2 separate regions of the Mus musculus genome follow, and region 1 is linked to region 2. Evidence: chromatin contacts called from ENCODE POLR2A ChIA-PET data. All regions are on one chromosome and are shown on one strand. Each heading gives the region's core, a stretch centred on a gene start or an enhancer-like site at or near the end of the contact. The rest is flanking DNA. Distances are from core to core; before and after follow the strand shown.

The links. ChIA-PET counts read pairs that join two places held with the same protein, here RNA polymerase II (POLR2A).
Region 1: POLR2A ChIA-PET joins it to region 2 with 19 read pairs in Patski. The contact joins the enhancer-like site here to the promoter of Rabggtb in region 2. POLR2A ChIA-PET finds 5 or more read pairs at or near these places in 2 of 5 experiments (Patski and embryonic stem cell).

What each region holds. Positions count from the first base shown.
Region 1 is chr3:153,667,127-153,672,697 of GRCm38, forward strand. All of the region lies in intron 1 of St6galnac3 (ST6 (alpha-N-acetyl-neuraminyl-2,3-beta-galactosyl-1,3)-N-acetylgalactosaminide alpha-2,6-sialyltransferase 3), which reads right to left. Among named protein-coding and RNA genes, the nearest start is that of St6galnac3, 55 kb to the right of the region's middle. Within about 2 kb of position 1,870, at least 1 of the 3 ENCODE cell types and tissues checked has a DNase peak (open chromatin) inside an H3K27ac peak, as active enhancers do.
Region 2 is chr3:153,910,607-153,916,100 of GRCm38, forward strand. It overlaps Rabggtb (Rab geranylgeranyl transferase, b subunit), which reads right to left and starts at 1,597. Exons shown (of 8, transcript NM_011231.2): 1 at 1,319-1,597; 2 at 85-282. The coding sequence starts at 1,453. Gm24494 (a small nucleolar RNA gene) reads right to left here and starts at 1,084; the gene lies at 1,004-1,084. It overlaps Snord45c (small nucleolar RNA, C/D box 45C), which reads right to left and starts at 1,583; the gene lies at 1,523-1,583. Snord45b (small nucleolar RNA, C/D box 45B) reads right to left here and starts at 5; the gene lies at 1-5.

The DNA.
Region 1 (5,571 bases), core at 620-3,119, 240 kb before region 2:
CCCCCTGCCTCAGGAGCTTCTCACAGCAGCTGAGAGGTGAGGGGCCACTGGACTGGCAGTCTAAGCGGTAAATGGAAGTCTGAATAAACAGACACGAGAGGCTAAGCCTCAGCATCCAGCGATGCCGCAGAGCCACGACGCCTGTCTGGCTTTACTTTTTAAAGATGCCTTGTTTTTAATCATATGCACATGTATGTGTCTCTGTGAGGGTATGTGCACATGAGGTGTCTACAGAGCCAGAAGGAGGTGGAGTTACAGGGGCCTAAGAGCTTCAGGATGTAGGTGCTGGGAGTGGAACTCTGGTCCTCTGAAAGACCAGCATGTGTTCTTAACCTCTCTAGCCTTTGGGTTTTGGTGACTGAATCTCATTTTGCCCAGGCTGGCACTGAACTCATGACCGTTCTGCATCCACCTCGCTGGAGTCATGGCTGCAGGCACACATACCCAGCCTGCTCCCGTGTTGCTGTATCTATTGTGTGGTGTGTGTGTGAGTGGCATGTATGTGTGTGCATGACTATGTGTGTTGGGGTGCATGTGTGCATTTGCATGCAGGCTATGTCATGCCTGTAGAAGGCAAAGGACAACCGCAGGTGTCGGTCCCCATTTTACCATGTCATTTCCTGATGCTGCATGTATCCCAGGCTAGCCAGCCTGTGGGCTTCTCAGGGCTCTCCTCCTTGACCTTTCACCTCATTGTAAGGGCACAGGGATACATATCCATGCTAATACACCCACCTTTACATGGGTTTCTGGGGATTTGAACTTGGGTCCTCACACTTGCATAGCAAGCACGCAGATGCTTTTAAGCACTGGTCTTGCATCCCGCCTCTGGCTGAACACCATAGCTCAACTGCTACAGCCCAGGCTGGGAATACCAGCACCCCTCCAGAGGCACCCTACCTCCTCTTCGTGGAGATGCTTGTGATAGACACAGTGCTGTCAGCTCACTAGGACTTCATGTTCAGACATGTTCCCACCCTGAGCACTTTTTTAAAACTCTGAGATTTCAGAGGCTGACCTTTGCAGGACTCTCAGATCTCCCTGACAACGAGCATGCATTTCATCTTTCTTTTGGGGAGGCAGGGGAGCATTGTTAAGAAGGGGTTTCATATACAGCTCATGCTAGCCTCAAAGGAGTCCACATGAGAGAGACAGGGAGAGAGCAAGGGAAGGGGAAAAGGGAGAGGAAGAAAGTGAGCTAGTTCAAACAAGCATTTCCTCTAGAACTCACAAGCCTTCTGACTTTGACCAAAAAGTTAAAACCCTTGAAAAGACTTTCACCTCAGAGAATCGTCATCTTGGGCCCATGGTCCCACACAGGCCAGTTCCCTTCAGAGGAAAACAATGGAAGCTTTCTTTAGTCTCCGTAGGCATGACAGAGCTTACGTGCAAGTGCCCATTCTCTCACACGGCCATACACACACACACACACACACACACACACACACACACACACGCACACGCAATGCGGCTTTCACGCAAATACCGGTCAGTACAGATACAGACTAAGGACTGCTGAATTCCAGTCTCCTCTGGGACGGGGATGGCGGAGGGGAGGGGCTGTGCTCCAGCAAGAGTGTGTGCTCACAGCAGGCTATCTTGCACTTCCCTAGCCTTTGCTTAGATCCCCACACCTCTGCCTACTCCACACATATTGCAGTCACGATCACGGGAACACGGGACACAGAAACATGTATCTCCTAACACGTGGCCTGGGAAGGTGGTGCTCTGGGCAAGGCTCACTGGTACTCGATTGGCCGCCATATTTCCAGAACTCCCCCAGATGCGAGGTGTGCAAATAGCTAACAGCAAAAGGAGACTGGAAAGAGAAGCCTGGGGAAGAAGACAGCAAGGACTGAGGAGAGCACAGAGGGTTCAGCCACCTGGTCATTTAGCTGAGTCATGGTCTCCTCCACACAGGGGCAGAGCAGGAAGCAGGAGAGTTGACAGCAATGGCAGGTGTCCAAGGGGAGCAGAGGCCTGGCTTCTGGGGTCGCATTTCCTGACTCTAGAATCTGAGTTTTCCTTTCTGGAAAAGCACTGACACCACAATCCATTGTGAATTTATGAGATGCTGCTTTCTCAAGCTCCTGTGATTGGCCGTGACCCTGTGTAAATAACCCTGGGCACGGTCTCGTGCAAATGACTGGTATAAAAAAAAAAACACGCCATTTCTGACGCCTATAAATTTGTTAGTTCTGGATAAAATACTCTTAGGAAGAACTTTGAGACAAAGACTATAATTCAAACTCATCCTAAGCAAGGGAGTGAAAAGGAAGGAACCGCTTTCTGAATATTTGAATCTGCTTTCCCAGAACTAAATTAGACCTGAGGTGCCCCGAGCCCGGAACCAGAGGCTTCCCAAACTCTGCTGTTCGGCCAACCGTGAAAGCTACTCATCGGTAGGAACTTTCCTGGGTTTGCTCATCTGAAGCCGACTTGGCATGCACACCAATCCCACACACGGCTGATCACTACCATTGATGCTTCTCTTCTTTCTCTCTCCAAAAGAACCAAGGTAGAATTAGCTTGGGATCTCTCCACTGAATCATAGAAAATACCACAGGATAAGATGAAAATTGAGTTTTGTCAAAACCCTCACACATTACCAAGCCATGGAAATGCTTTTATCTGTAAGCTGTATATCAATGAACAGACAGTGCACTGACAACAGACTCTGTCCCGGACAAAGTCTGTCTCTTGACAGAAATAAACACATTTTAAACAGCTACTGACCAGGTTCACATCCTTGGAGTCTGACCTTTGAAAAGTGCACTTAGACATGGTCTGCAGCTGCCTCTTTGCTGGCTTTTTACAAGGAACAGTTCCGAAGCAAAGACGCTGTGGTAAGTCTTGTGAGCCTGTTAACTGTGGGTGGTGGTGATTTCCAGTCTGTGAGAGAAGATTCCTGGACACCGCAGAGGAGCAAGCAGGGCGGTCGGGCCTTCAGCGAGCCAATGCTGAAAGTTAGTTGCGAATGGATTTCCCTTTGAGTCACAGACTCAAGGGCACACCTTGGACAAAGCCTTCTAAGATCTCCTCTGTGCACTCTGCTCCATGGAGGGCCACAGGGGATGGCTGGAAACCAGTCATGTGATCCCAAGCCAGGAGTGGAGGCCCACGCGTGGAAACTGTTGAGAGGAGCATCTGCCACGTTACTGGCACATTCCGCTGGCCTGCACCTGCTAGACAGAACCGCCCAGAAGGAGAGGGATTCTTTGGGGTGACAGTGTGCTATGACTCAAGTCCCTCCCTGATGTTCAGTTTACAGTATGGTCTGTTTGGATGGGAATGATTGAGAGCTGTTAAAATGTGTTAAGTCGTAAGAGAGTGCCGAGGAGGGGCATAGTCGGCAAAGCGTTTGCCACGGAAGCGTGGAGTACTGAGTTTGACCCTTTTCACCCACAGGAAAAAGTAAATAAAAATTAAAAAGAAAGTTAAAAGGCTTTGTTGGAGCTAAAGAGAGGCATCAGTAGTAAAAAGCCAATAGCGATCTTGCAGAGGACCCAGGTTCAATTCCCAGCACCCACATAACAGCCCACAGTTGCCTGGGACTCCAGTTCTTTAGGCTCCCTGTATGCAAATGGTAGACATTCATGCAGGAGAGGCATACACACACACAAAACAAATAAATAAAATTAATTTCTTAAAAACTGAGTGTGGTATCGACATATAGAATCTCGATTGACAGGATATTGATAACCAAATGACTAGACTACTAAGGATTTTACATGGGAGACGGGACATGGCGACAGCTTGTGGTGTGGAATACGGTCAGTCACTCATTCAGTTCTCACAGCAAAAGACCATCAGATAGAATTCCTGAGGTGGCAGTCATGATGGAACAGAAGGCTAAACCATAAACCATGGGCATCGAGAAACATGACTAGCAAGGTAGTGCACCTCGCTGTGGCTCTCTGGGGGCTTGGTTGACATTCCAGACTTCTTCCCCTCTGGTCTCTGGGGCTTTCTTGGTTGGTTTATTTTGCAAGTGTACATATGCATGTACATGTGTGTATGCAGATGGCATAGATATGGACGCCAGGGGAACGCTTCTGCTCTGCCTTCCCCCTTCTCTGAGATAAGGTCTCTTACTGAATGTGTAGCTATTTCAGCCAGGCTTGCAGGCCAGGGAGCTTGTTGATCCAACTGCATCCACACCCCAATAACTAACTACATTACAGGGCTGCAGACCCGTGCAGCCATCCCCAGCTATAAAGCTGTCTGCAGTATGAATCGGAGAGGGCCCCAAAGGCTTATTTCCTGATGCATACTGGAATTTTGGACAGGGGTAGATGTGTAATTTTTCTCAAGTCACAGGCTGTTAACTGGCAGGAACTGCATAGCAGAACTGATTAATATAAGAATCACCCCCTGTGGAGGTCACCTTAGCCCCAGGGTATATGATTCCTTCCAGACCTCTATGCGAGTACAGTGCCTTTCTCCCAGAGAGGTGTCTTGCTTCCGTGGAGGATCGATCATGTGGGGCAGAAGACAGAGAGATCCCATTCCGCTGGTCATTTCCTGGAGCCAAAGTAATGGCTGGTTGCATTTGGGTATCCAGGCATACAGACACACTCGAGTAAAACAGCAGGGAACACTTCAATAGACCTGGTGTGAGCACCTAACACCGTAGCCCTGGCCCTCAGGACTAGCAGGGCTCGCCTCCCCTGATGGAGAAGAAGCATGGGGCTGGAGAGACGGCTCAGCAGCTAAGAGCACTGACTGCTCTTCCAGAGGTGCTGAGTTCAATTCCCAGCAACCACATGGTGGCTCACAACCATTTGTAATGGGATCAGATGCCCTCTTTCTGGTGTGTCTGAAGACAGCCACAGTGTACTCGTACATTAAACCTTTAAGAAAAGAAGAGAAGAGAAGAGAAGAGAAGAGAAGAGAAGAGAAGAGAAGAGAAGAGAAGAGAAGAGAAGAGAAGAGAAGAGAAAAGAAAGCAGTGTGTGCTTGAGCAGCAGCTGTCAGACGGTCTGAGTCGTGGCCTCCTTACTCATGATCACCTCAGCCATGCAGACGGAAATACCCCCCTCGGGTGACCACTGGTGCTGCTGGGTGTGACATGTTTGCTTTTCTGTCTGATTTCTTTTTTCCTCGTATTGTAATGAAGCAACCATTGCCTGACATAGCCTCTCCCAGTTGTTACTCTGAATCTAAAACATCCCCTTATCTGGAGATACCCCTGGTCTCCAGACTTCTCTTCCTACTTAGGAGAAATCTTTATTTTGAATATGCCATATCCCTTTGTGTGGGTACACCACAGTAATTGGCTGGCCCATCTTTTCAATCTTAGCCACCCCACCCTCTATTCCCTGGCCCCCCATGGTAAGGTAGTTGAGGCAGTCTCATCCTGTGACAGCTATCCTGCGGGACCCGTACCTCAGAGCACTCCCTGCGCTTCCCTTCTATGAACACCTCATGGTCTCATCAGAACCTGTGGGCTGACTCCCTGCTGGGCTCCCACCCTAGATGATACAGTGAGTAGATAGAACTGACACACTTGTCTATCCGCCACAGGCTGGAACCCCGCAGCTGGGATCAATAACTGAAACTTCTCTCCTC
Region 2 (5,494 bases), core at 347-2,846:
CTAATACATGCCATGACATCACTGACCTGTGGGAAGTAGCCTTTGGGTGGTCACAGCAAGTGGCAAGGTTTCACAAGGGCTCACCTGGACAGCACTGAGCGTGTACAGAAGGTGGGGGTCGTGCCCAATGCTAGCACTTATTCCCCCACACTCATGCTGGCACGACTTGATAAACACCAGGATTTCTTCTCGGTTCATGCGATGAAGCTGTCCCATGAGGTCCATCACAGTCAGGCCCCAATAGACGCCGCTCATTCTCAGGTATTCAGACATGCAGTATTCCTAGGAGAAGCATCTCAGATTTGCCACTCTGACTTTACATAACCCACCTCTACCTAAGTCAGCTGTGAACAACTCGTAAGGCTTTAGAGTGGCGGTTGCCGACCCTTTGGGCCCCACATTCTGATTCCTAACAATGAAACTAGTTATGAAGTAAGTAGCAACAAAAGTTATCTCATGGTCGGAGATCGCCACAACACGTAGAACTGTTAGGAAAGGTCACAGCAGCAAGAAGATTGAGAGCCAATACTCTTAGTCTCCAAGTGCTAACCTCAGGTGAATTAACCAAAAGCAGTATTGATGCCTACTGTTTACTAAGCATCAATTATTGCATTCTACAAATGAAGTCTATGAATACGGAAAGATAAATGACGCTAAAGATGGGAACCAAATGAAGCATTACCTCACAAGCATTTATTCAGGTGAAGGCCTCACTGGCGTGCTGCCAAACCAAACCCAAAAGAACCAGGTGCACAGTTGGCAAGAAGGCCACACATTTGGGCCTATGATTCCCACTAACTGAAAAGTTGTAAAGACAGTCAAATGCCACGCTCTCTAAGACAGAGAGCTGCTGCACAAATACTTTTACCCAAATGACTCCTCCTTGGAGGGTCCCCCCACAGCTTGGGCCTTCTCAAACTCAGCCACCCCTGCTTGCTGCTGGCAACCTCCCCGGCCATTTCCCCAGGCACACCATTACATCAAGTTTAGGTAAAACCTTTTCAAGGTCTCAGCGTAATTCTAGAGCTAAAGTGTTATGACACATCAGCGAATTCAGATAATACATGCCAACACATCATTGACCTTCAAGGTTTTACCCCAGACAGAAATGAGCAAACCCCTTCTACCTGCAGCCCTGCACTTCCGCCCTTTATGTACCAGCACATGACTGATGTGGTCAAATACCAACCTCTGATATACAAGGTACACCTATAATACATTTTAAATCAGGCCTCTCAATTAGTATTATACAAGTAAGTATTATACTTATTGCTGTTAGTCTTAGAAACCTTTCAACAGAAAAAAGAATCATACGCACATAATCATCTTTCTTTGAGCCATAGGAAGCAATATAATCGGCATGCTTCTCCAGCAACAGGGTGTCAGGCGCATCTGACTTGATAGTAACGTCTTTCTGCTGTGTGCCCTTCCAAGAAAAAAGCAGAGATCCCATTCACCATCCGGAAATCGTGACATCTCAGACTCACACATAGCCAGATCTCAGTACTTTTTTTCTTTCAGGTCTCAGAGTAATTCTAGAGCTAAAGTGGTTTATAATCAACTTTAGATTCAGAATACATGCCAGCTCATCATTGACCCGAATCTTGACGCTTATCTTTTGAGTTATGCCAGAAATACACACTCTTGCTTAACAAGTTTGAGGCTTCAGCGCACCTTTCTACAGTCTTCACATGCTAACCCCTTTGCTAAATAATCAGACCCATTAGCTCCAAATTCCACCTTCGATTCTAAGACTCACCCAATAAGTAGGTCAAAGCGATTGCCAAAATAAATTTCCTACTTTATTCAGAGTCTCGGCTATGAAGCCCTGTCTGGTCTGGAACTCCCTGTGTAGACCAGGCCACCTGCTTCTGCCTCACTTCTTTAATCCAAGAGTGTTAGGATTAAAAGGCGTGGGCCAAGGCCGACTTCCTTCCATCCCAGTTAAAATGTTTAACTATGAAACAACATTCGTAAATGATCATGTAACCTTCAAAATACAGGCACGTACAAGTCCCCGATGTTAAGAAAAAATATCAGGCGGCCCAATCCAGGAAGGCTCGCCCACGGTCCGCGGATAAGATCCCAGGCCTCGAGAAGTGCAGAAAACGCTGAGCCATACACAGCTCAAGCGGCAGTCCAAGTATGGCCTAAGGAGGCCGAGGCAGGGGCATTGCGGAGAGCTCCAGGCCAGCCTGGGCCCCACAAGAATGATCGCCTTGCAGGCCCGCCTGTTCCCCATGCTGTGCGAGCCCGCGATGCCCCGCAGCCCGACCCACCGCCCAGACCACCCCTGCCTCCGCGCACCGCAGCGACGGTGCTCTCACCATGTCCGACCGCCGAAAGACTGAAGCGCGCGGGAGCACGGGGAGTCAGGGCCCGCGCGCCTGCGCACACGCGCCCGCCCGGCCGCCCACGCCCTACGTAGCTGGCCACGCTCTGCCCGAAGGACCCCGCGGCCGCGATTTAGCCGGTCGCACACCTGCCTGAAGGACTCCGCGGTCACGATGCAGCCGGCTACGAGTCTGCCTGAAGGACCCCATGTCGCTCAGTTTGCAAAGAGCTTTCCTTAGCATTCAAGGAGCCTGGACATTGATGTCAACCACAGCGTTCAAACCCGGAGTGCTAGTGCAGACCTGTTATCCCAGCACTGGGAAAGCGGAGGCAGGAGGATCAGTGATCCAAATCCTCAGCTGTGTAGGCACTTGGAAGCCAACCTGAGCTCGAGTCCCTATCCCCAATACCCTCGAAGATTGATCAGTTATAGAGTGTCTGTTACCCAGCTAATCAAAAAGCGCCACATATATTGCTATGGAAAGATCCTTGAAAGACACCAGGTGAAAATACATGCTTCGTTTTGATCCCAGAAATCATTAAAATAAGGTTAATTTTTCCACTCTGTGCTGGTAAATTAATATGGTTTAACCTCTTCATTTTTAACCTTTTTTTAAAGTCCTGGGCCTTGAACTCACAACTGAAAATGCTAGGCATGCGATCTCCCCCGCCCAGTTTGCCTCTTCAAAGAATAAAGTATGCCTCCCCACCCTAAAGAACTATAGCTGCAATGCAACTAACTAGTTATAAGTTCATTTATCACTCTAAAGCCAAGATGTCAGATACAGCCACGGGAGGGATTGGAATGTGGCCAGTCTAAACTGGAAAATGCTGTAATCGTAAAATACAAATTGTGTGCCACACTTCTCATTTTAAAGTTTGTTGGCTGCCTTCTGAATATCTATGCTTATATTCATTAAAAAAATGCTACTCTTAGCCATATTCAGATAAGCCTTTCTATGCAGAGACTCTTGGCTGCCCAAGGTTCTCAGAAAATACATCTGTTGAGGGCTAACCTCTTTTTAGAGCTTAGTGACTATCATTGAAGAAGGACACAGAAAGAATATAAGAGAAAGTAATCGGAAAAGGCTGAGAAGCCATCTTCTGGGCACAACAGCCACTGCAACCTTGAATTCAGAGTCACTGTGTTTATCTGCACTGGGCTTGCACATGAATGACCCTGACAAGGGTCAGTCATCGATGGGGAAGGGATTCTGGGGCCTTGCCCCTCTCTGCTGACCTAATGGGTACAGACACATATACTGAGAAAGGGGGAGTCATTCTCTTTATATGTGCTTGCTGGCAAGCTGACCAGGCATCGGTGGACTTCTCCAACCCCATGGCCACACAGACAGCCCCAGTTAAACTCAGTGAGTCACAAAATAAAAGACATGAATGTGGGAATGAGGGTTGTAAGGAGGAGAAGAAGCTGATGTGTGGGAGGGAGATAAGAAATGGTAGGGAGCAAGAATAATCAGAATGCATTCTACACATGCATAAAATGGTCAAAGAACAAGGGGGAGAAGCACTGTTGGCTGAAGTGATATTTTAGATATATTGGGTTAAATATATTATAAAATTAATGTAATCTATTTTCACTTTTTAAAATGTGACTTAGGAAAAAAAATTAAAACAATCTGTAGGGCACGCATTATATTGTTACTGTTAAATGGATGTCTACTTTCTCTACCCAGAGAAGTGCCTGTCACTTTGTAAATGGTAGAAAATACCTATAATGCCAGCACCTGTAAAGCTGAGGCAGGAGGATTACAAATTTGATGCCATCCTAGGCTGTTTAGTAAGTCTGAGGCCAGCTTGGGCTACATAGTACAACTCTACCCTCCAAAATAAAAGAGGGAAACGTTTATTGCTATTAAGATTTCTAAAGATCTATTTATTCTTATTTAGTATTGGCAGTTTGTCTGCCTGTGTGTGTGTGTGTGTGTGTGTGTGTGTGTGTGTGTGTGTGTGTTGCCTAAAGAGGGCAGAGAGGATGTAGAGTCCCCCAGATCTGGAATTACACACAGCTGTGAGCTGCCACGTGGATGCTAGAACTGATCTTAGCCATGGCACCACCTCTCCAGCCCATAGTTAGAACAGTTTTAATTAAGGTTCATGCTGTGAACTGTTGGAACTATAGTCCTAGCTCACTAGCGTTTAGGATAGAGGCAGTGTCTAGCTGGCCTTAACGTGTTGACTGTATCATGGAGCAGTGTTCATTTCATCAATGAATGGCATTGATTTTATCAACTGTAGGACACAGTTGATTGCAAAGATGAGAAATGAGGAGAGAGTAGCCAGTGTCTATTAATTTTCCAGACTTCCGGGATAATTACTATGATAAAATGTGTATTTCTGAATCAGTGAAATAGAATAAGTATGGAGCGGTTTCTGAAGTAGCAAATTTAAAGCTCTACTTTGGGACGAGGACCAGATAGCTCATTCTCTGCTAGTGTGAGACCCTGGGTCCATTCATTCTCTGCCAGTGTGAGACCCTGGGTCCATTCCCCAGCTCTTAAAGGAAAAGGCACTGGAGAAACTGTCCCTGATTTCTGATTTCTTTACCCCATCATTTTTCATTCATTTTAAATAGAGGGAAGTTGTGAAGGTTAATCTTGTCTGTCAGTTTGACTGAATCAGACACCACCTAAGAGACAAGCCTTGATCACTCCTAGGAGGGGTTTTCTTTTTTGTTTTTTTTTTTTGTTTGTTTGTTTGTTTGTTTTTTGAGACAGGGTTTCTCTGCATAGCCCTGGCTGTCCTGGAACTCACTCTGTAGACCAGGCTGGCCTCGAACTCAGAAATTCGCCTGCCTCTGTCTCCTAAATTCTGGGATTAAAGGCGTGTGTCACTATGCCCGGCAGGAGGGGTTTTCTTAATCAGGTTTTGGGGAAAGGCCCACACTAAATGTGAAGGCACCTCCAGTAGTAATCCAGATAAAAGGGGTGCTGCAGAAAAAGCTTTGCTTTCTGCCTCAGTGCCTTCTCATCTCGCTGTTAAATTTATGTTGCAGCTGCTATGGCCGACACCACAATCCTTCACTGATACCAGAACCCAGTGTCTTCAAGCTTCTACCAGACTGAAGACTACCAGATCTCCAGGAATCATGCAGGACTCCAGCACCAGGTGCATCTTCTGAGGCATCCAACTTTGTAGACTA